Regions from separate parts of the Homo sapiens genome. Here region 2 is linked to region 1. A link is an interaction called in ENCODE POLR2A ChIA-PET data of the cell type or tissue named here. Cell type or tissue: OCI-LY7. All regions are shown on one strand. Links, peaks and the distances in the headings refer to the core of each region. The heading gives the core; the rest is flanking DNA.

Region 1 (16,154 bases), core at 4,325-12,324:
AAGCAGATATGAAACAGAATAAATAATATAAAGGAAAGAATGTATAAGCCATCTCTTGAAGTGCTATGCCAAGAATAAAAAGTGTTCTTGCTATACCCAGAAGAAACCAGGGAACAAGAATCAGGATACTGACTACAGCATGCCGATGTCCCCCCAGAGGTTTATGCACAAGTCCTGGCTAATCATCATAGAGTAAGTTTTCCTAGCCCTCGAGAAAAGACTATTTAAAAAAAAGAAAAAACCCCACACAATTTTACCTACAAAGTTTCTGAGGATAGGCTGGTGATGGGGTGGTGGTGGAAGGTAGTAAGTTCCTCTTCAGTATTACACACTGGCTGTAGAACAGGCTTAAGTTTGGGGAAGACTTTAGATAAAATTTCAGTGTAGACACCATCACCACCAAATGCCAACATTAGAAAGAACACAGGTATACATTCCCAAGGCATTGAGAATTATTCAAGTTAATGGAAATGAAAGAAACAATGCTCACATAAACTAGAAAGGGTCTTTCCAATAACTGCCACTCCTCTGTCCTTTTACCTGAAACTTCCTAGAGCACTAACAGGTTATGTGTCCGTCATATGGCTTGTAATACAGTCCCAGCCCTTGCATATCAGTCATATAAAAACATTAATAGCTTGGCAGTCATGTGTGGAGGGCCGGGGGAAGGGAATATTTGTGCTCCATTCTTGTATTTATAAATTTATAACTTGTGAATTCAAATTTCAGGGTAAAGATAGCTAACAAATGCCGAGACTTAAAAATATCTCCAAAGAATCAGAAACCAACAGACAGACATTAAAGCCAAAATAAACTCTAGCTCCCCCAAAGGACAAAGCCTACATAAGATGAAACTCATACATGTGTGTGCCATCAGAAAATAATAGTGATAATCTAATCTTAGTGTAATTTTAATTTATCTTGATTTCACTCTTGGACATGGAAGTATCAGTTCTAATGTCAAGGAATGGTAGATAATAACTATTTACATATTGTTTCAGATTATTTAACTTGCATTTGAATATGAGCAAGTCTTATTACTGAATATTCACACCCCTTTAGAAACAAATGAAATCACAGCAAGGAAACACTACTCAGAGAAAATTGGAGCAAAATGGCACATCTATTTATCTCTCTCTAGGCTAGGAACAGGCAACAGCAATTTTCCAGTACCTGAACTCATCTAAGCAAAGCTTCTGTTTTGCTGTGATTAATGTCTTGCTTGGACCCTCTGGGGCAGAAAAAAGTTTACAGTCAGCATTGTCCAGTAAAAGTTTCTGTGATGATGGCAATGTTTTATCCCTGCACCATCTACTACAGTAGCCACTAGCCTGCACGTGGCTAGTGAGCACATATGAGATGGCTAGTTTGACGGAGGAAATTAATCTTGAATTTTTTTCTTTTTTTGGAGATGAGATCTTCCTCTGTCACCCAGGCTGAAGTACAGTGGCCCAATCATAGTTCACTGCAGCCTCCAACTCCTGGGCCCAAGTGATGCTCCTTCCTCAGCCTCCCAAATAGCTGGGACTACATGCACATGCCAGTATACCTGATCCTTTTTTTTTTTTTTGAGACAGAGTCGCTCTGTCGCCCAGGCTGGAGTGCAGTGGCGTGCAACCTCCGCCTCCTGGGTTCAAGTGATTTTCCTGCCTCAGTCTCCCAAGTAGCTGGGACTACAGGTGCCCACCACCACGCCCGGCTAATTTTTGTTTTTGTTTTTTGGGTTTTTTTTAGTACAGACAGAGTTTCACCATATTGGCCAGGCTGGTCTCAAACTCCTGACCTTGTGATCCGCCCGCCTTGGCCTCTCAAAGTGCTGGGATTACAGGCATGAGCCACTGTGCCTGGCTCATTTTTGTACTTTTTTGTAGCGACAGGGTCTCACTATTTTGCCCAGGTTGGCCTCGAACTTCTGGCCTCAAGCAATCCTCCTTCCTCGGCCTCCCAAAGTGCTGAGATTACAGGCATGAGCCACCATGCCTAGCCCTTAACTTTAATTAATTATAATTTAAATAGCTACATATTGCTAATCAATACCATAACAGCAGCATAGACATGTTATATCTTAAAAAATCAAATGTCAAACTTTTACCAACTCTGGTTACACCACACTGATATAATCAGAAGCCCATCTACAGTGAAAATCTCAAAAGACACAAAAGGAAGATTTTCAGTAGTAAAATTGTAATGCAGACACAGTACTCAAGTTGAAGGTGGGTACATGAAGTGTTATGGTGATGGTGCTTGATAAATTCTAAATCCTTACTGCCCTTAAGAAATCAGTCACAGACACACACACAGGGAGCAGTCCTGAGGTTTGGCAGGACAAGCAGGCTGCCTCTCCAAGCCCACTGTGGTCAGCAACAAAAAAGGCCCAGATTCAGACTAGGAAGAGCCAGGTTACCCTACCTCACCCCTGCCTCCATGAAAACCAGCCCATTTCAGACAGTTTCTTTTTCTCCCAAGACCAGGTCAAACACAATGCAAGACAAACAAACGTGGATCAAATATCTGTTTTAAAAAACTAAAAACTGCTGGAAACTCCTATATTGGGGTGTTTGGGGAGGTATTGTCTCTCAACTTTCAAGCATCGCTGGGCTACAAACAAGTAAAAAAAAAAAAACTATATAGACATACACATAGTATATACTTAAAATTCAATTCTTTATAGTTCCAATTGAGGTAACTAAGCCAAACACCTTAATTACTACAGAAATCACACAAACGGTTAGTCAACAGGAAACACATCAAGTGTTACTCTAATCTTAAAGAATTCCAATACTTCATGGTGATATGAAATTGACTTTTTTTTTTTTCTTTTGAGACAGAGTCTCGCTCTCTCCCTCAGGCTGGAGTGTAGTGGTGCAATATCAGCTCACTGCAACCTCTGCCTCCCAGTTCAAGCTATTCTCCGGCCTCAGCCTCCCAAATACCTGGGATTACAGGCACATGCCACCACGAGCAACTAGTTTTTGTACTTTTAGTAGAGAAGAGCTTTCACCATGTTGGCCAGGCTGGTCTCGAACTCCTGACTTCCAGTGATTCACCTGCCTCGGCCTCCCAAAGTGCTGGTATTACAGGCATGAGCCACTGCGTCCTGCCTGAAATTGACTCTTGCAATTGATTAAAATCCTTTTTTTGCCTACTCTATGAAATACAGACAATGTGCATGAGTATAATAAACAGGCAGCTGTCCAAAAATATCACACACACACACTCAAAGTCATTTTAATAAAAGCATGATATTGACTTGACAGAAATACAGAAATAACACAGTACATTGAAAAACTGTGCCTGAGACAGGCAGCATTAATGGAGAGGAGGTCAGAATGCAGGGTCCTCTCCTCATGTGAGTAAGGCATTTTAGGGAGGGACCCTGGGAAGTCAGAGGAGGTATGGCTGGACAAGACTCAAGGAAGAGAAAATCAGCTCAAACAGGGCTGGGAGGCCCTGGGGACCTCACCTTCTAGACTCCACCTGTGTGTAGCAAACTCCACCCACAAGAAGAGTGACTGGGTCTGCAAGGTGCATGAATGGAATGGAAATCTACCCTCGCAAACAAGCCTGTCATTCATATGGTCCCGCTCAGCAAGAATAAAAATGAGAGGAACGTGAGAAAGGCTGTCCTAAGAGGCTGACCTCTCATGCTATAGTGTCATTTCAGCAGGCAAATAATCAAATTGCTTACTGTCAATATATGACCCAAAGCAATCAATTGTAGCGAGAAGGCACTTGGAGTTATCAATTTATGTAACAAAAATGACATTCCTTGGTGTTTCCTTCCTTATCTACCTCAACCCCCACCCTAGCCTACTCCCCGCGGCTGTCACACAGGGCAAAGGAGCTGGGATTTTGCCTTTGGCTGGTGTACTGGGACATTTCCAGAGCCACCGGACTTGCCTGCTTACTACTGTGGTGGATTATGAAAGGCCTTGTTATCCTGAGCTCCGACAGGGCAAATGCAAACACTTCGGCCTGGTGCAGGCCTTTAACAAGCCTGCAGCGGCTGCCGCCTGCAGAAAGCATGGTCGGTGGCAAGCTTGCCAACAGCCCAAGCCAGCTGACCAGCATCCAGCCACCACTTCTTTTCCAAACACTGACTGAACAAGCCTTGATTCAGCTCTTATGTTACACTCTGGTGAAGAACAGTGCAGAAGCACCAAGAGAATCATTTGAAAGGAACTATTCTGGGCATACACCAAGCACATGTTCCCATGGAATTGTTAATAACTCAGGGGTCCTTTATATTTGTTTGAACCTTCCATGTCTAGCTGTGGAAAAGACATATTTCTTTTTTCTCTCCAGGGACAATAAAGGCAGGAAAGTAAAACTCCTGGTAATGTCATATCCAGTCAAACAGGAAGGTTTGTAGGCTCAGGGCTGAAAGGTTTCCACAGCTACACTGAGCCAATATGAAAATAATTTATTTCACTTTCATCTGTTTCATTTCCTCCAAAATTATCATTCAGGTCCCTGACTCCCTCATCTATGAAGACAAGAGGAAACATTTTATAAACACAACAGAATACAGTGTTTAAAAAACACATGAGATATGGAGAAACCTGAACTTTCACTCATTGCTGGTGGAAATATAAAATAGTGCAGTCACTTTAGAAAACCATTTGGCATTTCCTCAAATTGTTAAACACCAAGTCTCTATATGACCCAGCAACTCCATACTTAGGTATTTACTCAAGAGAAGTGAAAACGCATGTTCGCACAAATACTTAAACACAAATGTTGACGGCAGCATTATTCATGATAGCTGAAGAGTAGAAACAACCCAAATGTCCATGAATAAAAAAAAATGTGGTATATCTATAAAACAGAATATTATTTTGCAATAAAAAAGAATGAAGTACCAATACATGCCATGACATGGATGAACCTTTGGAAAACATTAAACTAGATGAGAGACGTCAATCAAAAAAGACCACATATTACATGACTTCATTTATATTAAATGTCCAGAACTGGTTGATCCATACAGACAGAAAGCAGATTAGTAGTTGTCTGGGTCAGGGTTGAGGTCGATCTGTCAAACTACATGGGAAGAAACGAAGTTGAAACTATTGCCTAAAGTGAGACATCTGGCTTTTCCACAGTTAACAGAAAAGTATCTCTTCAAATAGGATGACCTTCCTGAGGAGAGCAAGGAAGAAAGAAGCACGTCAGGGGTCTGTGGTAGCAGCCAGGCCTGCCTTGCACCTGCCAACTTGGAAGAATCTAAATGCAAAACATTTAACATCCCTCATAGTGATCCACATGAACTTAAACCAACGTATACAAGAAAGACAAAGAGGTTTCTCATGCCAGGCACAGAACTTAGGTCTACACAGCACCCTTTGCAAACTGTCACCAGACACCTGCTCCAGTTATCTTGAATCAGCTACAGCCCCAATCTTCCAAAGTAAACTGAAGCAAAGATCCTCGGAATCACAGTGAACTTCAAAGGGAAATTTAGCTTTGTGCTAACGCCTCAGATGAAAAAAGGCAGGCCAAATCAAACCAGGTACGTTAAGTGTGATATCTGCCTGATATCTTGGTAGCAAGTTGATTTAATAATGGAAATAGGTGACCACTGCTGAGAAACAAGCTCTGAGGTTGCCCTTTGATAGATGGTGAAATCCAGGAAAGATGGCAGATTCTGCTTGCCCAATGCTTAAAATCAGGACAAGGCAAAGTATGTCACAAACACAACAGGGAAGGGGTCCAGCTCTGGGAGAAAAATAAACTGTCTTCCGACTGCAGCATCAGCTCTTCTGTGTTTTAAAATAAAATTTATAAAAGTAAGCTTCACCTTCCCTCCACCCACCGTAAATAGTGAGAGAAGGCCACACATAGGCAAGACAAGCATTTACATATACGTATACCCTGCAACCCTTTATTTAAGGGCTGAAACAGATTTGAGTCCCCTGGTATTACAATGTAAACAATTTTTCTTTCCATATAAGTATGTGCTGCACTCACAGCTGGTGGTGGTGTCAGTTTACATCCTCCTTTAGTTTTAGGAATAGCAGTGGGTAGAGGGATAGTGGCCTGCAAGTCAGACAATCAGAGTCCTCAACCTGGCTTCAACATTAACTAACAGGATAACCCCAAAATACTCTGGGCATTGCATTTAATCATGTGTGAAACAAGGTGGGATTATCAGTGGTTTTCTCTTTCCTTTTTTTTTTTTTTTTTTTTTTGGTAAGCTGTGAAATCATTTATACAAATGAAATCTCATGGAGAATCTCAATATATATAAGAGCTTAAAGCAGACAGGCTGCTTAAAGCTGGAAGGGATACGGGGGAAGGGAGGGGTCTCCCTTGAGGCATCTTCTGGAATCCTGGGACTCCACGGCACATAATATGAAAACCACTGACAAGTTCCCCTGAATACAAAAAGTCAATTCCACTTTTAGTAAAATACGTCTTTAGAACTTTAACTGAAACCACAGAAGACAAAATGGAAAGACTAACGATTTCTAATCCCTACTCCTGGGGAGGGGGTGGTGTGTGGAATGGGGGGCAGGGGCAGAAGTATTACAAGGGGTCCTTCATTCATAAGCATGTGAATGTCTGATACATATACACATGCCTATTTTTCCAATGAATTTATATGCTGCGATTGATAAAAGTAAAATTCATTTAAAGTGTTAAAGAAATTCAAGGTCATGTGAGAATCTGATTCTTTTTTATTAAAAAGGAACATTCTAAAAGATTGGGAGCCACTGCGACAGAGAAATAAACAATATTCCATCTGAAATAAATGATGTAAATTGATCTCTTAAAAATACTAACAATGGCCTTTAAAAAAAAATTTAAAGATTCTACTACCTACACTGACAAACTAGTTAGATCCCTTGTTTACTAGCTGTGGCTATTAGAATGCTGCTTGGGCAGGATTATGAGGCATGTCCAAGCTGGGTAGGAAAGAATGTCACCTTTGATAAGCATTGTCTAGCATGGCAGTGGAAGGAATAGGAAGTGGGGGAAGAACATGTCTCCTGTATTGGTACTCCAAGCTACGCCAGACAATCATCTTTATCAGGCAATCATCTAAGATATGACAATTAGCAGAGACCTGTGTTCTAACTTGACTCGGACATTATGCTAAAACACTGGAGAGTTTTCAACAGCATAAGCCATAATATGTGCTTCAAAACTTTGACTTAATTACTTATATTTGTTCACCTTGTGACAACTGATAGTATAAGAAATTCTCATTTAATACTATTTAAAAAAACAAACAAACAAGTCTGACTTCAAAAAAGTTTATAACTCCCGACCAGATGACTATACTAAATGAATTATGGCATTATTATGATCACATACTTTGTCATATATTTTTAAGCCTAAATAGTAGAAACATGAGAACCTCAGTAAATGCAAGCCAATAGCAGCTACCAGTCATGGTAAAAATTAATGATGTTTTATCTTAGAAACTATGTATCAAAGTTTTATCCATTTAGAATCAGCCCCATTAAAAAATGAAACCTACATAAAGAAAGTTACAAAATGTGAATCTAGCAATCACATATTTCACTTAAAATAAGAATTAAGGAGGAATGGCTAAATCAGAAAATAAAAGGAGTGTTTTATATTTCTTAAAATTTATCTTTCAGAAGTTCATAAAATAATATGGAACTCATCATTAATGAGAAAAATATGTTTGAATATTTTTAGTCCACAACTTTACTAGTCATAGCAGGGGAGAGGCTGTTTAAAATCATTATTCTGTGTTATATTAAAGATTGTTCACAAGATTTTTTTCAGTGCAAATTCAAGAAATATAGAAAATTAAGATAAAACATCTCATAATCCATTTTACACTGGAGGTGTTATTTATTCATAGAATGTGAGTGAAGTGTCTGATTATTTTACTCAGAAAGGCAACTGACACTCTTGGAAATTCTGTTCCTTCGGTCAATTGTGTAGAGTCCAATCATCTGGCATTTGAATGATGCAAGAAATTAACAAATCAACTGGGGAGAAATATTCATTTTTGCAAGCTAGGAAGACAATGAGTTGATGTTTTGGGAGAAGACAAATGTGACTTCCTCCTCTGCAGCAGCAGCCTTCCTCCAGAGAATCCTCTTGTAACAACTATTACACCACTGGGTCAAACGTGTCCCCCAAACAAATGCACAGGGACCTACCCACCAACACCTGCCCTAGAAGAGAGTGCCACAGGATGTATGTGCATGCATGTGTTTTCTTAAATACAGATGGAGCACTTTAAAATAGAGTCCCAGAAAATAAAATCTGAACAGAACCATAATACTCAGTATGTCTTCTCTAAAGTGTGCTGGGAAACACTTCATTATATTCTGTTACTGGGATTATTACAATCATCTAAAATTTTAAACATGAAGCTCTCTGTGCTTGGAAGAAGATTTATTTCTCTGTTTAAATTACCTAAAGCAAACCTAAAGTGCTTTACCAAACCTAAAGCATTTAAAAGAAAAACCATTTCTCCTACAATATTGGTTTATGATATATTGACAAAAAGGCAATTGGACCGTAAGTACAGCATTTTGTAAAATTTAGGTGCTGTACAGGCAATGCTGCAAATATTTTAGACAAGCATTTGGATCTGTTTTACAACACCATGTATAAACAAAATATACTGGGCATAACATTTCTTTTATCACATAAATCATTATAATATAAACTTCTCCCTCTCTCCTCATAATATTTGGATTATTTCATTGTTCTACCTCCTTATTTTCCAAACAAGTTTAGTCCAGTGGAAAAACTATGTATCATTTCCCTGGTTTTTATGCCTTCAGAAAAGCCTTCTTTGTAGCAGTCACACCATCAGCAGAAAACTACTAAGATTAAGAAAACACTAAGGCAAACTCCAGGAAATGCAAACTGGCAAGAAAATGACAGAAGCTAGCCTGAGGTTTCCCTCCAGATAATGAGGAGAGGGTATGTTAAGATAATTAATTATGCGAAACTGAAGCAAGAGACCCTTAATCACAGAGAAATATTTTAGATCATTTAAAATGTACCTGGAGATATCGTAAGTTTCCTTCCAAAGGGTTTAATGACTGCTTATTATATTTATGAAAAGTGCTGGCTTATTTGCATTGCTAATTACTCCCATTTCTGGTCATTTCAAAAACATTGAGATTTAAACAGATAAATTCGCAAACAGGCCATTTAAGAAAGGAAAAATATAAATGACCTAGGGAGGAAAGTTATATTTAATAAATTTTTAAAATGCAAAAATACCATGTGATAGCTTTTGCTAGTTGTCCAATCACAGATAATTGTAATATAATAATACTCATTGTAGGCAATGGTGAAGTGAAAAATGCTTTAATGCTCTTTCACTGTCAAGAGCGTCAATTTGCAAAACTTTGTTGTTGTTTTGGTTTTGGTTGGTTTTTTTGTTTGTTTGTTTTAGAGACAGGGTCTCATTCAGACCCTCGGGCTGGGGTGCACTGGCTGTATCATAGCTCACTGCAGCCTCAAATTCCTGGGCGCAAGCAATCCTCCCACCTCAGCCCACACACCCCAAGTAGCTGGGACTACAGGTGTGTACCACCATGCCCATCTACTTTTTTTCCTATTTTTTTTTTCTTTAATTTTTGTAGAGATGGGGGTCTCCCTATGTTGCCCAGGCTACTCTCAAACTCCTGGGCTCAAGTGATCCTCCTGCCTTGGCCTCCCAAAGTGTTGTAATTACAGGCATGAGTCACTGTGCCTGGCCCCTGCAAAATCTTCCTTGAGGATGATTTGGTCATATAGATGTTCCTTGACTTACAACAGGGTTACATCTTGATAAAGCCATTGTATGTTGATAACACTGTAAGTTGAAAATACATTTAATACACCAACCTGCTGAACACTATAGCTTAGCCTAGCCTACCTTAAACATGCTCAAAAACACTTACATTACCCTACAATTGGGCAAAATTACCTAACACAAAGCCTATTGTATAATAAAGTGTGGAATATCTCATGGAATTTATTAGATACTATATTGAAAATGAAAAATAGAATGGTTGTATGGGTATTCAAAGTACAATTTCTACTGAATGCATATTGGTTTCCCACAGTGGTAATATCAAAAAACTGCAAGTGGAACCATCGTAAGTCGGGGACCATCTTTCCTTTTAGAAAAACGAAAATTACGCACCTTTTGTTTCATTTATTTCTATGAATTTATCCTAAGAAAATAATCTAAAACATGGAAAAGATGTTCATAATTTTAATGGAAAAACAAAAATGGTTATCTTGTACTGTGAACTGAAGAATCATAAGGTTCATAAATTTGGAAAGGAGAGCTTTATTTCTCATAAAAGGTGCCATCCAGCAAGCACTTGGAGGGAGGAGTAAAGAGAACAGAAATGTATGCCAAGAGGGATGGTCAAATATAAGTATTTAACAGATTATAGGAGGAGTCCTGAATATTTATGAAAGGAGAAACATGCACATGCGCAACTAAGCTTCATGCCTGTATTGGGACTTTTTGTGTTATAAAGAAATATCTGAGGCTGGATAATTTATAAAGAAGAGAGGTTTAATTTGCTCATGGTTCTGCAGGCTGTACATGGATGGCAGCAACAGGGCTGGACTTCTGGTGAGGCCCAGGAAGCTTACAATCACAGCAGAAGGTGAAGAGGGAAGCCAGTACATCACATGGCCAGAGAAGGAGCAAGAGAAAGATAGGGGAAGGTCCTAAACTCTTTTAAACAACCATATCCTGCCTGAACTGAGCGAGAACCCACTCGTCACCAAGGGGATGGTGCTGAGCCATTCATGAGGGATCTACCCTCATGACCCAAACACCTCCCACCAGACCCCACATCTAACATTGGGGATTACATTTCGACATGAGATTTGGAGGGGACAAACATCCAAATGATATTGATGCCTATTCATGGGTCATATGTTCAAAAAACAGTGGCATTAGCATGATCTGAGGGTTGAGTTTTCAGCCCTCTGATGTCAAAAGGCAAAGCAGAGGACATGAAAACCCTCACTGGACCTCCTGAGAGAGTTGGACAAAACCTGCCTAGAGATGGTGGTCAGTTTTTAGGAAGGGATGCATGTGAAACTGGTGAGCTGCCACATCGAAACTGCAAAGATGGGGAGTCCGGCCATGGCCTCAGATGATTGGCTGAAAGCGATGAAGTTATGACTCATTCGTTTCTTGTTTTCTGGAGTTGGCTTCTGCTTACTCCTTAGGAAGGAATGCTGGTTAAAGGCTCATAAGGAAGGGGCATACTAAGATGTGTCAAATCTCCCATTCCATCATGGCCAGGAATTCAATTTTTAAGGTTTCTCTGGGAGTCCCCTTGGACAACAGGGTGTCTATTCGGTCAACTGGGAGGCTTAGGATTTTATTTTTATTTCTCAGTACCATGTATAAAATGAAAATAAATGCAGTCATCTAAGAGTTTTATTAAGAGTTTTAATTACATGAAAAATGCTTATGACAACATTTAATTGGGGGCAGAATGCAAAAGAGCGCAGGTAATGTATAATCAAAAGCATTTTTAAAACTTCATTAAGATTTTTATCTATTTCTATGTACTTTTCTGTGTTTTTTTCCCCACAGTGAACCTAAATTAATATTATAACCAAAAAATAAGTTTCTGACTTAATAGTTTCAGAATGGCCTTGAAAATTCCCCATGCTAGGCACGGCAAAATTTCTCAGAGAAGGGACTGCTGTCAGGAAAAAACCCAAGATTTAGAAGTGGGCAAAAGAGATTACTGGGTATCCTCTCAATGGAGTGTGATTTGTGGTCTAAGAGGCCCTCCAGGGATGATCTTTGACTTTTTTGTTTGTAATTAGGCCAGTGGTTCTCAAAATATGATCTGAGGAGTCCTGGAGAGCCAGAGGACTTTTCAGTGTGTTCGTGAGTTCAAAACTAATTTCATTGTAACACGAGGATGTTGTCATTTTCACTCTTACTCTCTCAACAAGCATAGAGTAGAATTTTTGAGGCGCTTTAATACCCACGATGAAGTCATCATTCACATAACATGAAATAGGTTTCATTATTGATATGTTTTAAATGAAATTAATAGTTTTAAAGCTTCTTAATTCTAATTTCTAACATGATAAATATATTACACAGTAAAATCTCTTTGGGATCTTCAATTTTTAATAGAGTCAAAGGGTCCTGAAATCGAAAAGTTTGAGAACCTGTTGGACTAGACTATCTCACAGCTCTGTAGAGGCAGAAACTCACTTGCCAAAAACACACAGTAATGTAATGCCTCTTGTCCATAGCAAAACAAATGAATTTTGTCTGGTAGTGATATAATTGCCTTACATGCCTATAGAAAAGATAAGCAAACATTGCATTTTACGGCCCTTGAAAATATTAACAAGTGCTGTATACACTAGCAAATTTATTTCAGCATTTCTGATTGTGGATAGATGACAGATACACAGGCAGACATATAGATACCTGTTCTTCAAATTCTCCTGTGAACGACCCTTAACATCTTACTGGTTCCCTCATTAATTAATGAATTAAAATTGTTGGCATGTGTTTATAATTTTGAGAATCTTATTTTTAAACTCTTTGAGAATTATTCTTTAGCACCAACTATCTACCAATAGATCAGTTCCTGCATACAGGCCACAACACTGATTAAAAATAAATTAATAATTAATCAAAATATGTTTTAAAACAAATGCAAGCTATGATAAATAAGTTTTACTAATTCAACAAAACAAACCCAGTCAAGACCCTACTTTAGTTCCTAAATCTACTAGAGTATTTTTTGCTAAATGTAGCTGAAGATAATACAAACTGATTTGTCAAAACTTCAGAAAAGTAGACTTGATTTCCAATATTTCTTACTACTTTCCTCCTCAAAATAGTTTGATCCTAAAGAGTATCTACTGTTTACACCCGGCATTCTAGAAACTCTAATCTTTTTTCCAATTAATTTTAAACACTGGAATAAGAGTGGGATAAGTATATCTTATTTTATAGATGAAATATCTGGCCGGGCTCAGTGGCTTACGCCAGTAATCCCAGCACTTTGGGAGGCCGCAGCAGGCAGATTACGAGGTTAGGAGATCAAGACCATCCTGGCTAACACGGTAAAACCCTGTCTCTATTAAAAATACAAAAAATTAGCCGGGCATGGTGGCAGGCACCTGTAGTCCCAGCTATACAGGAGGCTGAGGCAGGAGAATGGCGTGAACCTGGGAGGCGGAGCTTGCAGTGAGCCGAGATCGCACCACTGTACTCCAGACTGGGCGACAGAGCAAGACTCCGTCTCAAAAAAAATAAAATAAAATAAAATAAATACCTGAGCCCCAGAATGATCAAGTGAATTACACAATCTTACATGTATCAAGAGAGGTTAAGGAAAAATCTCTTCAGGTTCTCCATTTGCACATAGTTTAGAACACTTTGAGGGCCAGGTGCAGTAGCTCATGCTGGTAATCCCAGCAACTTTGGGAGGCCACGGTGGGAGAATTGCTTGAGCCCAGGAGTTCGAGACCAGCCTGGGCAACATAGTGAGACCCCTGTCTTTATGAAAATTTTTCAAAATTTAGACAGGCATAGTAGTCCCAGCTACTCAGGAGGCTGAGGTGGGAGGATCACCTGAGCTCGGGGAGGTCTACCCTGGACCCTGTCTCAAAAAAACAGAAACAAAAACAAAAACAAAAAAACTTACCACCCGAACCTTTACAGAAAAAGTTGGCCATCCTCTCTTCTAACCTACTGTATTCTTATTTATCTCATCCCAAGGGTATCTTTTCCTACAAAATGAAGTTTAAGTTAGATAACTGCTTCTATTTTCTTTCAGTGACAACCATATAAAATTATTCTCTTAACACAATATAAAGTGTTGCGTTTTTAAAAACAGAATATTCCAAGGTAAAGATTTTAAATATAGTACATCATGTCTTTAAGGACAAAAGACCTGTCTTTGGAGAACATACAGATATGAAATAACTAGCAAAGGCTCACTGTAAAAAAGCAATTATTTCATGACCTCAATTTTTAAATCTGGTCATTTTCCAAAACTCAAAACTCAAATGTCTTTCTCCTTTAAGAATTTTTTTTCCTTTTAAAGAAGCTAAAACCTGATTCAACAAACACACTCAGGTCAAAGATCTCAGCAAATCCAAACATCACTTAATATTTTTAAATGTTATCTATTTTCTGTAAGAACTTTAACTGAACTAAACTTAAACTGTTCTCAATAATAGGAATCTGGAAAACCTGACATTTGCTTCACTGCTAAATGTATATGCTTCTTGAAATATCTCTATATACATGGACCTAATAAATTTTGCCAATACACACTGTTTATCACATAGTTTTTCTACCTCTAGTGACCAGATAGTATAAGACATCAATTATTTTCACTTTAACAAATTTACAGGAACTAGAGTAAACAGAAAATCATGCTGTAACAAGAGTTCCAGACTGTGGAAAATTCTACAGGACAAAATAACATGGAGGATTCTCATACTAGTTGTATTAGTTTCTCTATGTATATGAGTAGGAAATGTTCAATAATAAAATGTTTTTAAAATCTTCATTTTCACTCCACATAAAACAAAAAAAGTAGCAACAGGAAGCAATAAATCTGATGGGGGGATCATTTTAGGAAGACAGAGGAAGTCGTGAAGCATATTTGTGAGTTGCCATTCATTCTGATGATTTTTATTTACTTATTTATTTATTTTTTTAAGAGAGAGGTTTTTGCCATGTTGGCCAGGCTGGTCTCGAACTCCTGACCTCAAGTGACCCACCTGCCTCGGCCTCCCAAAGTGCTGGAATTACAGGCATGAGCCATTGCACCAGCCCCATTCTGATGATTTTTTGGATGTTGTGTTTTCATTTTAATAATCATCAAGAGTATAATGGCATAAATGTACGTTACCTGATATGACAGGCAGAACTTTAAATGATACCCCATTACCCTTGCCCTCATATAATTCCCTTCCCCACTTTAAATGTGGATGGAACCAGTCACTATGATGAGATACCACTCTCATGATTATGTTTCATTATATGGTCAAAAGAAGATTACCCTGGGTGGGCTTGGCCTAATCAGGGGAGCCCTTTAATATCAGCCTCTTCTCCAGCTGATTGCAGGGAAAAAAATCAGAGAGATGTTCTCCACGTGGCATGGAAGAAAGCAAACATCCACACTGTGAACTGCCAATGTGGGCCATGTGGAACAGAATGTGGGTGGCCTCTAGAAGCTAAAAGCAGTCCCTGGCCCACAGCTAGTGGTCCTCAGTCCCATGGTCACAGGAAATAAATTCTGCCAACACTTCATGAGCTTGGAAGAAGCCCCTGAGCCCCAGCTGAAGACTACAGCATTTTGGCTGACACCTGGATTTTTGCCTGCTAAGACCCTGGGCAGAGAATCTAGCCACAGCATGTGCAGACTACTAAGCCACTAAGTTTGTGGTAATGTATTATGCAGTAATAAAACTAATACACCTTCATAAGCATTTTATAACCAAATAACACCACAGTATCTCAAGGCCTACCTTTGCACATGGGTTTATGATCCCATCAACACCAAGTGAGTACCTAAACATTTGGCAATTTAACTTTTAATACAGTGTTTCACAGACGATCATGAATCCAAATTTGAGAAACCTTGAGCTACATAATCCCTGTTAAATAAAACATTTCTTATCCAACACAGTTAGTTTTATAGGCAAGAGTTCATACTTGAATGCTTTTTACAATATGAAGACTTCTACAGCAGAAACATGCTGCAAAATAATCAAATGAACACACTGAAAGCACGTTGTGACCAAGCCAAAGGCATCACCAAAACCTTAGCTTGTCATCACAGCAGGTATAAAGTATAAGAAAGCTTTTTATCCTCTAATACCCTAGCTCATGATTAGGATGTATGAGAAAAACATGGATCAGATTCTACTACAACAAAAATTTCTTTATAACAAAGATTCTCATATCTCAAGTGGTCCATAAATATTAAGGAATTACCACATCTATCCTTTGTGCATGTCATACTCTGTTTATTTAGAGGAAAAAATGAGATGTACATGAAGATAACAAATGGGAAAGTAGTATTATCCCTAAGGCCTAAAAATCTAAGATTCTACTTAGTCTGATTCTTTTAAATGTTTTTTAATAATAGCTTTATTTTGAGATACAGTTTGTGTACCATAAAATTCATCCATAT
Region 2 (16,154 bases), core at 3,247-11,246, 130 kb before region 1:
TATATTTATGCTCCTCAACCCCCAGAGGCTGTCTGGACTAAACACTAGCTCTAATTCAAAACAATTTTGGTTTCTCTTAATGTGGCCCACAAAGAGACTGGAGACTTTAATGGCTAGCACTTAAGAAAATCTACCTGTCAACATAATGCTATGCACGCGTCCTGTTGGATCAAAGAAACCCTACCTTAAGGGAAAGGGGAGAAAGGTACCCCGCCCTCAGGGATGGTTCTATAGGTTGCAGAGTTCTTAGTATCATCTGTCATCCACAGAATCAGTCTCTAATCTCTGTAATTAATTGCTTTTAAAGCTTGGCAGTGTTCTGAAGTGCCAGAGGGTGGCAACTTTTGAGATATCTACTCCAACTTTCTTTACAAGGCAGGAAACAAACCAGCCATCTTAAAACAGTATTCAAAACTCCAGGTTGCTCTACTCAAGTATTTCAAAAATTTGCCAAGAGAATTGGAACATCCAGGCGTAATTAAAATAAGTTAAGGATGGATGGCTAGATCAGCCTTAGCTCTGCTTCAGTGGATTTAGGCCAAATCCCCCTACTTTAGAGTAGCTTTTTGTGGTTTACTACACCCAGGCTGCTGTGCTAAGTGAGCATCTGGAAAAAAAGAACGGCAGAACACTTCATAAAACTGTGTTTCAGGTGGGTTCATTTTGCAATATAAACCTGCTTCCAAGTTTCTGTCTCCCCCGCTGCCACCCCCAGGCCTTTGGCAGCGAGGTCTGTTTTGGGGAATAAAACAGAGTAAATTTTAAATTGCTACATGTCACCCATGCACACATACCAGTAGAAAAGTTGCTTATTCCCTGAGGACCTGAGGAACGTCTCTAAGACGTGCCCATTCTACTCTCTTCCCATGAAAGGTATGGTCCCTGGTGCCCTGGAGCTCCCCATTCAAATGCACACCTTTTAGGCCATCTCTTTCTGAGAGCTTCGAATGATTTGGTCACTCATGCTGCAAATATCCTACTCACTCAGGCATGGGGAGTGCTGGCACCTCCTCCCTGCCTTGGCCTCTTTCCAACTGCCTGCTTGGCTCCAGAGAAAGCTGTGGCAGGTGCCCCTGACCAAAAGGTCCACTGACATTTGTAAAATATGAAGAAGACCTTTAAGGTATAATCTTAAATACTGTGAACACAAGTGTTCATTAAAATACAGCCCATGGAATACGCCACAGGCTTTCACTGTGGTGAACTTTGGTGTAATGATGGCATTGCCAGGAGATAAATCCTAGACAGCAAGATAAGAAATAGAGAAGTTCACCAGTCTCTGGGAATGAAATAATCAGGAAAGAAAGATAGTAAGTGTGAGAAGGTAGGAAATGCTGACATAGAAACATTCCTATTCATTGTCCCCAAGCATAAAATCAGCCTTCAAGGGCTTCTTCATCTCTCTCCAGGCTGTCCTTAGTCATCAGGTCTCACCTGGACAACAGAGGCCCTTATCTGATGGCTGCCCTGGTCCAGCTGTTAACCCCTTCTAACCTGTCCTGCGAAACCAAAAGACCAAACTAAAAAACCTTATTAAACAAACACACAGTGTCCTCCTACTGAACAAAAGGCACCAGTTCTGATCCCATGGATACATAAATAGGACACTGACTGGGCAGCTCCCATGCAGGCACCCTTCCCAGGGCTGCACACATCCTAGGAGGAATTCTCACAAGCCGCTGCAGGGCTGCTACCCTCATGATCTTCATTTTATAGATGAGGAGGTTATGATGTGATTCTGGGCTGACTCATGCCCTTATAAATGCACAATGCCTGAATTTCGGGCTCTCCTGCCTGGTTTCATTCAATCCAATTGATAATTTTCTGCCGGGATTGCAGGGCTCTCTACTAACTGTGCTTATGTCCCTCCCACATCTTTGCTGCTGCACGCCTCCTTGACACCACCTTCCCGGCCCCTCCTCTTGTCATATAACAGTCTTTGCCTTTGAGGCCTACTTTCTACAATAAGCCCTGCTGGTGCCCCTCCTACATGGCCGGGCTCCATGTCCTTCAGTCAGACCAGTGTAAGCCCTGAACTGCGCACAAATCTTCTCACAGGTGTCATTTTTCTTCTCCAATTAGCCATGTGCTTTCAAAGGCAGCAACGTTATCTTAACTTTTGGTATGTCCTATGGCACTCAGCACGGTGCTGGGCAAAAAAATGCTCCAAAGTGGTGACTAAGAGAAAAAGTATTGAACACGTTTTCCTACTTCTTTCTCCTTTTATGTCCCCAGCTCCTTTTGTGCATAGTAATAAATTGCCAACAAAAAAGGAAGAATGAAAAGTAAACTGCTGATTGGTTAAAAAACTAAATAAAATACAAATTATAATTAAATCTGCCTAATTTTTTCACTTGTACCACATTTAACATGTCATTCTGTGCTTTCCTGATGAGAGAGTAAAACAACTGACCAGTGAGCACAAAAGGACGGGGCACTGAATCATCCATGGGAGAGAGGGCTTCAGATCCTTATCAATGCAGCCCAATGGCCAGCAGGTCAAACGGGACTCAAAATTACTTTGTCACACACACTTTTAAATTGTGCTCACTGTAATAATACTTATACACTAAACTGGATTTTAATTGATAATCTGACAGATACGAGGCCAGTTCTTAAAACTGTCTTAAGAGAGTTTAGATACATTCAAGTTCTAAGTCACCTCAAAAGTGTCAGGGCCTAGGGCAACAAGGGAATTTACATACCACAAATATGAACTAATTCCCTCAATAACAGAATGGGAAATTTGCCAGAAAGAGATGTAACCTTATCTATATCTAGTGTAATTACCCTGGTTGGTACTTAGTACTACTGAATAATCTGTCAATAAGGAACGAGGTCACAGTTTTTACTCTAAAGGCATTTCAACACTATAGAAATTCTGTGACAGCTCCCTTCACCAAGTGTTTTAAAGCATTCATCTGGATGGCACAAGCATAAAATATAGAGAGAAATTCTAGGATGTAAAAAAAACTCCACAACTTTCCCCAAGTTAATTTAATTTTGCTACTAGGAATACTACTTATAAAAAGGTAACAAAACAAATTGTTTACACTGTACAGCAGTCTTCCCTTATTGGAGGGGAATATGTTCCATGACCCCCAGTGGATGCCTGAAACTGTGGATAGTATTGATCCTTACATAGACTATGTTTTTTTTGTCTATACATACATACCTAGGGTAAAGTTTAATTTATAAATCAGGCACAGTGAGAGATCAACAATAACTAAAAATAAAATAGAACAATTAAAACAATATATTGTAATAAAAGTTATGTGAATGCAGTTTACCTCCAAATATCTTGTTGTACTGGACCGTGAGTAACTGAAAACGCAGAAAGTGAAACTGTGGATAAGGGGGGGACTACTGTAGAAGAAAAATAAGTAGACCTTCAAGTTATTTTAAGTGGTGGCTTCCTGAGGCAGATAGATATTTTATTTAACCTGAGCATAGTTCATGGAACAAAAGTCAGAATAAACACAGGGTACGGCCATTTACACAGCTTTCAGCCAGAGGCAGAAGTAAAATGTTAACAGGATGGTTCAGGTTACCTTACTAGTTGCATTACAATTCAAAGATCTCACTAAGGTTAAATTTCTCTTCATTAAAAGAAACATTTGCTCCCTGAAGTAATACATATCTGGCTAAGAATCAACTTCCATGAAAACCAAGCACTAGCTCTTTGTGTTAAAAGAAATTCATTCTAAGAACATCTAAATAATAAGGACTACTACTTTCCCTCTCTTCATAGTCCCTGAAAAAGAAGTCACCTTATACCAGCCTCAATGCATATACAACATTCCTTCCAGAATGTAACTTATCTTTAAAGCCCCAAACTCGGGATTCTTTACATCTTCACTCACTCCATAAGCATTAGGTATCTTTGCCTAATGTGAAAGTTCCTTTTACAGAAAAGAAGAAACTAGATACAGAAAAGCTATTTGAAATGCCCAGAAAAACCTGACAACATTGCCCGAAGTTGCAATCAGATTCCAGGCTCCCAAATTTCCTTTCTTCTTTTCAAGTTCCAAGGCTGTGATGGTTCACTAATTATGAGAAAGATTTCTGAACAGGGCTGAACTGGATAAATTAGCTTTTCACGGAGGTTTGAGATTTACATATCCTTTTAGCTATAAAAATGCTCAAAAAGAACATGAAATCATATAACCTTGAAATGAAAAAAGGTGACATTAGAAAGCAAAATAAAACAAAGAGCCTTCATCTGTTGGTCCTGATTCTGTGACAATGCTACTAAATGACCAAAATATCTCTAAGGCCAAGAAGTGTAAATAAAAGTCAAGTCGATGTTACAGGCTTTCTGGGAAGAAAAGATTGACTCAGGGTGTTCTGCCTTTACATTTAGAGGTCTGTGGAAATTAAACTTTGAGAAAGAAGGCATCCAGCTCTGATATGTTCCACTAGGGAAAGTAAGCACCAAGAGCTGTTCTCATTTTAACAGAAGGGGATCCAAAGAACTGTACCTCAGCAGAGTACAATTAAAACAAAATCACTAACATGTGGTTTTGAGCCACAGAATGGAAATGTTGGTCCTACTAGAAATGTTTATTCAACATCAACAATACCTCGATAGAAGGATGTTGCAATTCTGAGCTCTCCGACCATCAATCACCGAAAGCTCTTTAACTTTAAGTTTGGAACTCAGAGTGTCATCAATGGCATCTGCTTCTTTCTGTAAAGAGCATGAAAGAAATCCATCAAAGTCCAACAGGGACATTCAGACTTCAGATACACACTTTCCTTTACATTGTTGTTCATATACACATACACACACTCGTATACACATGGGCAAGGCTGAAATGGTGGGAAGTGTGGAGAATGATGGAATTGAAACAAAGGCTACAGTCTAGTTGGTAAAGGGAAATAATAAGAAAAGCTGACCACCCACATTTGAAAAAGCATTATTTGGAAGAACAAAGTGCTTCTAAGTTGAAGATGCTAAGTGTGCATAAATTATCAGTGAGTGGTGCCCTCCTTTTGTCCCCCAAATTCCTATGGATTGCAGACAGAAGAACTGTCACTATGAATCAGGCTCAGCTGAGGCTTGCCATTGCCGGTCCAGCCACTTGCAAGGCCCATTCACCCCAGAACCATCTGCATTGTGAGCACTCAAAAAAGCTAAACGATAAAACCTCCCAAACATCTTCATGTACAACAGGAAGCTCCCAAAGCCAGATGGTAACTTTCATTACTCCAGAGCCTGATGGACAATGGGAAGGGGCAGTTTGAGGCATGAGTTCAGTTACCTGAACTAACAATAAAAGGCTACTTGCATATTCTGTTGCTGTATAGAAATCTGTAAGCTATGATGGCCAGTTATAATTTCAGGTGGAACAGACCAAAAATATGTATAATATACTGTTAGAGTGAACTGAGCATCAGGAGTATTGGTAATAATAAAAAGTTCAAGGCTAACTTGATAAATAGCAAGTTTGATTTCATTAGCAGTGAGAATCAATTAAAAACGTTACAGTGTTTTAAAAATGTAAGAAAACTGATTAAGTAGCTCTTTCTTTTGCAAAGTTGTATCTACATTTTACACAAAGATAAAGAATCTTAGCTGAATTATTCATTCAACTTACCTACAGAGTTTCCTCATTTGATGAGGGGGCTGAATTAAAGTAGTACCTCTAAAGTCTGTTTAAGTTCTAAAAATTCTACGTACTTTCCTACTAAGCCTCGTGAATTTATGGAGAACATCTAACATTATCAGTTCTACAAACTACAAAATCTTGGATCAGACTGCTGTTTTTAACATGAGTCTGTACTACTGTTTAAATTTTTGCAGCTTAAAAAGAAAATGAATTTGTAGTGACGTGACTGCAATCTGGCTTGCTCAGACACTAAGCATATCAAGCATCTAAATTCAACTGCAGCCTATGCAATCTATAAAAAGTACTTGATAACTATCAGAAGACAATAGTCCAAGTCTTATATACACCATCAAGCCTTTTTCATATATTTCCCACTCAGGAATTAGGAGGAAAAAAACAATTATATAAATTATTGTACCAATAACGGTAGCATTAAAAAAAAAGTAAAGAAACCAAAGAACTCTAGAACTGTGTAACAGTTTAGAAAACAAAGGCAATATGGAATTTATACTGTGAGGCACTAGGTGATCAAATGTCAACTGTCTCATGCTAAAATTTCAGGCGAACCTCTAGATACTCATTTAAGAGTTGAAATCCAAAGTGGAGTTACCTAGGCATTAGATTACACTATGTAAAAAAACAAAAACAAAAACAAAACCCTGGATAACGAAGAGATTTCAAGCTTACAGTGAGCCAAGGAGTTATATTAAGCAAGCTTTAGGTAGTAGCTCACTTACCTGCTTGGAGTTACTGTTCACAAAGAAATCCTACAGCCATGGCAGAGGCATGGAAAAGGCAAATCAGATATATGCAGTTCAGAAGTCACAGCAACAAATGGGGGAAAGTCAAAGCAGTCAAGGAAACAAGTGATGTAGGGTAAGAGATGATTTATGCCCCTGGGATCATCAATGAGAGTTGATGAAGATGAGAAAATTTGGCTGAATACCATGAAGAGCACAATACTAAGCATTCAGGGTAGAGAAAGACGATGACATTTGCTGTACCCAATTTTCAATGGTGGAAAATCAAATTCAGAAAAGACAGGGCTTAAAACACCTGAGAAAGACCCAAGCTGGGAAAGGAATAAATCCTCTTTGAAATGACCACTGGCTCCATTTATTCAACATGATGATTTTACTTGAAGCAGGAGAAAATCAATCCCATCAACTTGAGGAAACTATTCCTACTGTTAATAGGAAAACCAAAAATACATAAATAAATAAACTTTTTTTGATGAAAATAATCTCCTGTCATCTTGTGTTATAAGGAAGGATTGAGAAAAGACAGGTTGAACAACTCAAGTCAGTAATATTAACCCTCAGCACCCCTATAAAGTGCAAATAATGCCTGTAGGTGCTACAGGTAGGTATGAGGAAAAAGAACATGCAATTAAGAGAAAATCAGTGATACGTGTGTTGTGCAGCCATTCGTGGCCCTGTCCTAACTGCCCCAGGACTGTTCAAGCATACAAGGTCAACAGTCTCTTCTGGAAATAGTTTTTAGAAAAGACTTGGAATGAAAAAGGGAACGAGGAAGAGGTAACTGACATGCTGTGAGAAAGTTACAGCATACGTTGCATATTTTTGCAATGCTGAAATGAATAAGGCTTTGGTGTGCAAAACACGCCCCAGTTTTCGGGCCAACAGCTTGCACAACCAGCATTTGCTCAGCAGATTCCTTAAGGTCTCACTGGTCTCAGCAGCACTGCCAAGGCCAATTTTACACAGATGAGCTGTTTCACACAATTCCTCTAGTGAGAAACAGAATGTGTCCTCCCCTTGCTCTAGCCATACAAGGGGGGACTGCTTTTCTAGAATGGCATTTAAAAAACAATGGATACTCCTCTGATATCCCAGTTTTCTTTTGTCTCTGTTATAACTGCCAAGTTGTCTACTCTGAAGCTCCTTAGGACTCTTCCTGTAAAAGCAGTTTCCTTTCAAGGGCAAAAAAGACTATGGCGAAGTGAACTCCATGAAGTCATCTTAACCTATTTTTTTTCTCTTAAAGAGAGAGTTGCTAGTTGAACTTAGAGATTCTGCTCTTACTGTCTGACCCTCAAAGAAGAAACTTTTTTGAAGTTCACTGGCAACTCATCCTATTTTATGAGTTCCCAGTGGCAGGAAATTAAGACTTCTGACCTCTAGTGTAGAGGCCTGTGGAATCAGGCAACTGTTATTTACCGGGTGTGTGGCTTGGGGCTCAGTCTATCTGTCTGTAAAATGTGGTTAATTAACAACTGATTGGTGTGAAGATTAAACATGACAATCACGTAATGCGTTGTGTATAGTACCTGACACATAGGTATCTGACACATATGTATGAGCTCAGTACTTGGAAGCTACAGTAATACAATTATTTCATCTTTCAACCTGATGATCAAGTCCACTTATTCCCCTTTGGCTCTGCTTTCAGTTGAGCTGAAAAAACAGCTGGTCAAGATCTCCAATTTGTGACCACCATCAGCAATAAGTGTAATAGTTAATAACTATGTAATACATTTTCTTTCTAGAGGTGAGGATGAAGAATGCCAAGCAAGAGTTTCTTCAATTATTACCCTAAAGATTCCACTTCTTTTAAAAGTCCTTTACTTGGCACATTAGAAATAAAATCATAAAGCTTATGAGTTTCATTCAAAGGGGCATGTTAGAAATAATGATGCTTCCAGGCCTATTTCAAGTAGGTTAACATTCTTTTTGAAAGCTTATTCACTGAAAAATCAGAGAGAAGTAACAAAAGATACTTCTAATTGGCTTGGGTCAAATGTGGTAGAATCACTTATATTTGGCTTCACCTAACAGGATGTCTGGTTTTTCCAGGCAATTTCTGGCATAAAGCTTAGGGCTTGGAGTATAAATAGGAAGTTGGGACTTGCATTTTCAGGAAGCAGTGCTGATAGTGCTATAGATTGAATTCCACAATGGGATAATGACTCAACACTTCACAGATAATCATAACTTTTACATGAATGGTTTTTAATCTTTTTGAGACTTTTGTAAATCTGGTAAAAATTATGAATCTCTATCCAGGAAAATTCAAACACTATATTTATATAAAACCCCACATCTGATTAACTCTTATCATGAAGCTCAGTTACAGAACTTACATTTGGTCTTAAGAAAAAAAAAAAACAACACCACTATTTATATTTCTCTCTTCTGTTTTCATGTGCCATGGCTAAGGATCAAGCCTACTGAAATAAATATCTTAAATCATAACATTTTTCAATGTGAAAATTATACCTATAGAATAAAAATTGTAAAGAGAATAAAAAAGGAAAATTCTTTGATAATTTATAAAAAATCAGAAGGTATCATTGAATGCTCTAAATGGAGCCCCCAAAATGTCTTGTGTATTACATATAAGCAGGAGAGGTTGGATTCTGGAGCCTGAGACCACCGTTATTCTTTGTTCCTAACCCAGAGTAGAGGCTTTGAGAAGTTTTACAATGTGATGACAATAGGATCCTTAAGGAAGGGCTGTCCTCAAGCAAAGATCAGGGGGAAGGAAGAGATAGTGAACTGTGAATTTGTTGCTACAGAGATATGACTCCCTTTAGGTAAATGTAGTGCCTTTAGCTCATTTCCCCTCTATTCAATTGTATGGATAGAGAGAAATGAATTTATAGCATCTAGGGATGAAAATTTCCCATAAAACGGAGATGAATATTGTTTAATTGTATCTGAAAAGTACTGCTATGCAATGTGCTACCATTTAAATCAGTCTTTTGTGGCTGACCTGGAAATCATGTATAATGTAGTTTCAATGAGAAAAAGAGGACCTGAGATTCAAGACATTGACTTTCAAATGAACTTTTGGAATGTGAGTGGAGAAATAACTGCCTGCTATTAGATCCCATTTCATGTGGCACATAAGCTTACATAATCAGCTCTGCACACCTTTGATATTTACACTGAAAAAAAATTCTGAATAGGAGTAGTCTTGTTCTTAAAGCTGGAGTGAAAGAAAATCCTATACAAAGTCTGACATTTATAATGAGTAAAAACCATGGGGAAGAGCAAAGTGAAATTGGGAATTATGTCCCTTTGGAGTTACTAAATACACACCAAGCCATGTTTTTATTATCTATAAAATATGAATATCTACTCATAGAGTTGGGGGTGAGCATTAAGGAAGAAAATAAGTATAAGAGCTCCATTGAGAACTAAATCTTAAGGTTGATGAGATTGGGAACTGTGCATATCATACTTGGCATCAGGAATGTAATGGATGCTTAATATTATCATCTTGTAGTCCATATTATAGTTATTTACAGCTTTTTCTCATCTCTGCTTTTATACTGTAAGTTACACTGTGGGCCTGTGCAAAAATTTAACACATTTTCATCCTTTGAAGTACTTTGTATACAAAGCAGACAATATAAGTTCTCATTTTAATGATTCCTCACATCAACTGGATATATTTTATGCAGATATGTGTAAGCATATATGTGTGTGCATATACACTTATGTTTGTATATATCCCCTAAGTGTCATTTCTCAGTATTCATCTAAATTATACTAATCCGACACTACTGAGATTTTTCCAAAATCTTACTCTGTGCAGGGTTCCTGTTGCATGCATACAGGTAATGGTATTCATGCCATTACCTTTGTAATGTTCCTTTGCCTCTCTGAGAATTGTATCTAGCCAAACAACTGGCTGAAGTCCAGAGAGTTTGAACAGGGTGTCATGACTCTGGAGGGAGGAAAAAGGAGACATCATGGAAAAAAATAGATCCCGAGTATTCATTTGCGAGTAGAAAAGAGAGCAGTTCAAGTGAATTATATAATGCACTGCCAAGACTGAAATGAAAATGCATAGGTCTTGAGTATTTCCATTGGTCATGAGATAAGGGGACATTTAATGACAGGCAACCCATTTTCTTTACTGTGTCCTATATATTCCAACTAAAGTGTCCACATCTTTGGATTTTCTATCAGAATTCAGTAATTTCAATAAAATGGCTCAAATTATCCTTATTTAGAAAATATATTTACAGTTAAAAAATTCTCATTTCAAATTCTTGCACCAAAAGAGAAAACCTACTTGAATTACTCAAGCTGATCAGGTATGCTGAAATGTTTCTCCAGGAAGTGCTATTGAAAATATGGTCACAACTGATTCTACTTACTGGTCTACTTAGTGTTAAGTATAACTGAAATGTTCTGGACTCTCCTGACTGGAATGCATACTGATTACTTAAACAGTGTTGGTTGCTAGGAGACAATTACCCAATTGCTAGGCTTTCTGCAATCTTGTCTCCCAGAGCTCTTGAGAACTGTCCACATATTTGTCCCAGAGCATTTTGGCAGTATCCTTCTGCACCTTCTGCTGAAAGCCAGTTAATTATGAGTCTTGTAAACTTAGGTCTTTCAACCACCTGCCTTTATAATAAATGCAACCCACATGCTCAGACTTGAATAGCATCATTTGGAACAACTGCTGCTTTTCCTTCCTTTAATTTACTTCTCTACGTTCTCAAATCTTCATATTAGGCAACCAGCATGGAACAGTATCAGCGATCAAAACTGAAGTGGGAAAGCAATGGGACATGTAGCCAGGTTAGAAGATTATTTGAATTATCAGGAAATTTGCTAAAATGGATCAAGATTCCATGTCAAGGCCAAGGAGACACCTTCTCAGGACAGCAGACAGAGAAAGAGGCAGCATGTTGCAGCCAATCAGGAATGAGTCTGGTCACAGTCCCTGCCACGTGAGGACTCTAAAGACAACTTTTGTCCTTTGAAGGATAAATTGTTTTGCTTTCTATTGGCCAATGCCTTATCTTCATTGTGTTTTTTTCATCTTCCCTTATTTGGTGTGTATAGCATTGCCCAAGTTTGCCTTTCTACTTACAGTAGGGGTGGGCAGCTGAGGGCTCCTGTTTTAAGGGTTCATGTCACTATGGCAGGCAACCGCCTCTATTTTTGTATTTTATTAAAGTAGCATAAAAGGCATTGCAGAAAAGCTTTCCCTTTCTTAAGGAAAAATATTCATTTAAATATTGGCTTTTCCCCCCCATTTCAGATGTATCAAAGGCCATTTTGAAAAACAAAACAAAATGAAACAAGAAACCCTTAGTTTTTGTTTCTCCCCCTAGCCTGAGTCCATCTACTCTTTTGGTGCTCAGTATTTCTTTTCTGATACACTCTTTCTTGGGGACTAAGCCAAGGAAACCAACTAGGAAGTCTGCTGCTTGTTTAAGGATGCTCCACCCATGATTCATCTGGGAGTTAAGGGCCTCTCAGTAAAGCCCAAGGAAAGCCCCGTAAGAGGCCCAGCATTCGTGTGTTCCTGTTTAGGATGAACTCTGCTCTCTCCATCATTCCACCTCTTCAGTCATACTTAAGAATCTTTCTTCTCACACTACTGGACTCAAGTTTTCTCTTCTCAAGGCTTTGATTATTTGGGATCCTACTCCACCTTTTCTTTTTTCTTCTGAAACTCTCCAGACCTGGCCACCTTGCTGTGTTCTCTTCTGGTCTAACTTTAAGAGGCTGTATCACGATGCCCTCTTGAAGAACAAGAGGTACCACACAGATGTGACTGGGGCTCACATAGTGATGCCTTGTCAATGTGGAGTGCCAGCAGGCACCAAATCACATGTTTTTGCTACTATTACAAAAGCTTTGCTCACTTTTCAGTAGCGTCTCTGGTCCTATTTGCACCATTACCATCTCCCCACTTGCTCGGTCTTTACAACCCCACTTCTGTTCATGACATATAGTAAAAACTCCTAAGTTCCATCTACTGGCCAAATTATAGTCATTTAAAAACCTCCATACTTCTAAAAATTCCATCCATTTCACAAAGAATTCTGCTTCAAATGGTAACCATTTGATATGTATTTTTAAAAAATTCAGATGAACCAAAATAGCTTTAGATACAAACATTGTGGGGTGACAATTTAAGTTACTTAACTCTTCTACTTTCTCCTGGTGAACCATTTTGACTAAATACAAGTGACAGCATACAAAACTCTTTACACCAATAGAGACAAGGTCTTAGACATATACCAGATATGAAACTCCCTAACAAGGAGCTTATATATCTTCGACTGTTCACATACAACTAACAGGCACTTGGACGGAGACACGGACATGCACAGGGTAGATCCAACAGCCTAGAATTCATATGCCGGTCACATCACGGCCATGGCTGATGGGCCAGAGATCATGCATAAGACATGATTTTTCTACCTTTTTGGTGTCTGGAGGGCATATGCTGTTACCTGCTGTCTTTGATAGGCAGAGAAGGTTCTTTCCAGGTCTTCAAGATCTAGAATTTTGAAGACTTTTGTATCATCAATTTCGGTCCATACTGTTCCTTCCAGTTTGTTCTAGAAACATCAATGTAATAAGTGCTATAGTTTACAGTTATACATAAAAAGAACAGGGATGGTTATTTAAAAAGTGCTTCTATCCCAAATTTTTCAGTCTACCAGACACTCAAAGTGACGGGTTTCAAACAATGTGTCATTTATTTCAGAAGCTTTATCACTTAAATATCTGAGCTAGTGAGAACTCTTGGTCCACATTAGAAAATGAAATCATTTAACAGCCAGGGCTGTTTTCCCTTTCAGTGATAACACAATGAGCTGCTAATGCTATCCATTAAAGGGAAAACTGGAACAAATGGCTCACCTCGGGCAGTTTAGACCAGTTGAAGGATTTCAGGGCATTTGTGGGCTGAGGAATGCTTTTCTTCTTCAGTGCTAGGCCCATTGGAGCACCAGGAGGTGGCATGATTGCCCCTAAGGGAGGAGGCCCTGGGGGAGGAGGAGGGCCACCTGGAGGGAGGGGAGGCGGTGGAGGGGGAAGCATCCCACCTGGTAGAGGTGGGGGTGGTGGGGGAGGAAGGAGAGATCCAGGCACAGAGGAAGGAAAGGGCCCTCCTGGTGCTCCAGGCGAGGGTCCACCTGGGATTGAAGCACAGACGGCCCTCTGAAAAGATAAAAATAGGAAAAGAAAGATCAATGGAAGAAGTAAATTCATTGAATGATTTAAGAGTCTGTAACTTGGCCTAAAATGTTTATTATAGAGAAATTCACCCTTCTGAGAATGTTTAAAGGATCGGTAAAGTCGAATGGACTCTTTTGGGCCTTTATGGACTCCAGTGCATCAACCTTTTGTACCTGACACTCAAGTACTTGTCTGGGATGCATTCATATCTCTCTCACTTCTTGCACCATCACAGACAGTCTGGTTTTCATGAAGTCAGTTTTCACTTTAAGAAGCTAATGCAATTTCCTTTGCTCTTAGATTTGTACAGTATTTAAAAATGCACCCCCAAACAGCCTCTGCTGCCTACATGATAGCAGAGGGAGTGAGTCTCCTAATTGTGATGAATCATGAGCCATTTCAGATTTTATTCCCCCAGTATGAAGTTCTCTACTTAAGGGTGAGGGGCTCTAGGGTCAGTGAGGCCTTGGCAGCTGCCCGTGAGCTGAGCGGAAGACCTCACCCTGCTGAGCTCATGGAGCTGTGCTGTGAGGTCCGCCACCTGCTGCTTGACTTGCTTATGCTCAGTAGTCTCCTTTTCAAGTTTCTCTTTCATTTTATTTAAGGTCTGCATCATCTCTTCCTTCTCTTGAGTCTTAGCATCACATTCTCGTTCTTTCTTTTCCAGTTTCTGTTGTAGCTCATTGTGCTCTACACGAGAAAACAATTGGACATGAAAACAGGAGAGTCTTCAAAGCTGAAGCATTTTCTCTAAAAGAAAATTGACTGAGGATGATGGCAGAGATTATGAGGATCTTTATTAGGTAAATATTATTCCTCTTCTCCATCAAAGGGAGCAACTCAAAGGCTAAATGATGTTTGTGCTTGGAGTGGGCTTCGGATGAACAATGTTATTATTAACTACGTAAGAGACTGAAGAAGAGAGCCTACACTCACAGTTCTAAACACAGAACAAAAGTTTGAGTGACTTCTTGTGGAGGAGAATGGTAACTGTTTGGTAGTTGATTCAGAATCTTGTCATTAAAATGGTCCTTTAGCAATACAAGGAAAAAAATAAATATTCAAATGGCCTCTTTTCACAAATTAGAAGTGAGACAAAGAGTAGTTCAGCTTTTATGAATTAGGTTTGCCAGCTCACATCCAACCAGCCGAAGGGCTGGAAGGGAGGGTCTCACCTGTGAGGAAGAGCTGCTGTCAGACCCAGGGTTTGTCCCCAGATGGAATCACTTCTCCCATCTCCCCTCAGAAGGCTACTTGAAGTATTTTATGCTTTCAGTAAACAATTATTAAGGCATATGAAAGCAAATGTTATCATCTCAGTATTAAATATCTTAAGGGGAGTGGGGTCAGTAGAACGCGAAAATCATGGTAACACAGGGGAGAAAAATATTGACTCTTAGCTGTAGTTTTACTGACTTCCTCAATCCTGCTATAATAAAACAGGGCATCCAATTCAGCATAATGCATATTCACATTGCCAATGAATACAAGCTTGCTGAAAGGAGTGATGAGTTTTGGAAAAGAGAACTAACAAAGTTTAGGCTGCGGATTTTTATTTCAAATACATGTCCCCAATTCCTATTCTTTTTATATCAATAAATCCACTAGAGGTATAACCCACTGGGGCCGAGCTATACTAATAGAGCTGGTCTCTATTTCTGAATTTGCTAACACATTTAAATTCTTGTTTTCTCTGTCTCTGACCTTCTCTCTCCTGAGTTCCCCCAAATTAGAGTTTACAGAGAGGAGTTCAAGCCACTAAAATCCCTGGATTTTGTCAGCAATCCACTTCTACCACTCTGTTGTTGCCTCCCTAACTTCTCCAGAAATACATCCAAAAATGACCTCTCTATATCCCATTTTCCTTCTTTTATCTCCATTTCATTCTTCTTTCACAATTTCAGGACTAGAAACTTGCCTTCCTCTCACTGGTCATTAGCTTTTGATGAAGCTGGCTGTGTCTCAGAATTACCTGAGAACTTTCAGCATTTCAAGACTCCCCAGACACTATTCCAAGAAGTCTATTTTGTAGGTCGACTACAGGGCTTAGATGATCCTGATGTATGCCAGGTTTGGGAAGCTCCAGCCTAAATGACTCTCTCCACAAATGGTATCTATTTACCATTCAGTCACTAAGCTTTTATTGAGCACTTCCTGGGTGTGCTGCCCTAAAGAGAATTCTCCCCAAATATTCTCTACATTTTAGGTCCACAGAACTTCTGTCTCCTTATCACTTCTACCCTTGGACTATTTTAACAAAATATGCCCTCTTGAATACAATTTTGCCACCTGAAGCTTCTAGAAAAAAACTAACATTTAACTATAATCTTTCCTCTTTTAGACTCTACCCATCATTTCACTTTAAAACACTAAAACAACCTGTTCCTCCCACTGACATTGGTGATTTTCTTTTGTACCATCTCAGCCACCTAAATCCTGCAACAGTGGCTATCATTTATTGTGCAACTAGTATGTGCCAGACACTATGCTAATGATCTTATATTTGTTTTGTCATTTAATCTTCACAACCACGCTGTGAGTCAGGATTAATCCTCAGGTTGCAAAGGTCGAGACTGGGGGA

Evidence for each region. ChIA-PET counts read pairs that join two places held together with the same protein. Peaks named below come from ENCODE experiments on the same cell type or tissue, not always from the same donor. Only the 100,000 strongest peaks of a DNase experiment are listed, where the experiment ranks them.
Region 2: POLR2A ChIA-PET joins it to region 1 with 7 read pairs; 2 of 35 experiments call an interaction of 5 or more read pairs at or near these places.

Annotation. Positions count from the first base shown.
Region 1 is chr14:59,203,387-59,219,540 of GRCh38, reverse strand. All of the region lies in intron 1 of DAAM1 (dishevelled associated activator of morphogenesis 1), which reads right to left. Among named protein-coding and RNA genes, the nearest start is that of DAAM1, 23 kb to the right of the region's middle. In OCI-LY7, for the core only: no CTCF peak of the experiment used is centred there; a DNase peak (open chromatin) is centred at 8,120; H3K27ac peaks cover 1,082 bases.
Region 2 is chr14:59,328,610-59,344,763 of GRCh38, reverse strand. It overlaps DAAM1 (dishevelled associated activator of morphogenesis 1), which reads right to left. Exons shown (of 25, transcript NM_001270520.2): 13 at 14,076-14,263; 14 at 13,256-13,555; 15 at 12,844-12,951; 16 at 4,584-4,690. Among named protein-coding and RNA genes, the nearest start is that of GPR135, 130 kb to the left of the region's middle. RefSeq lists enhancers at 12,938-13,746, 14,149-14,198. In OCI-LY7, for the core only: no CTCF peak of the experiment used is centred there; no DNase peak of the experiment used is centred there.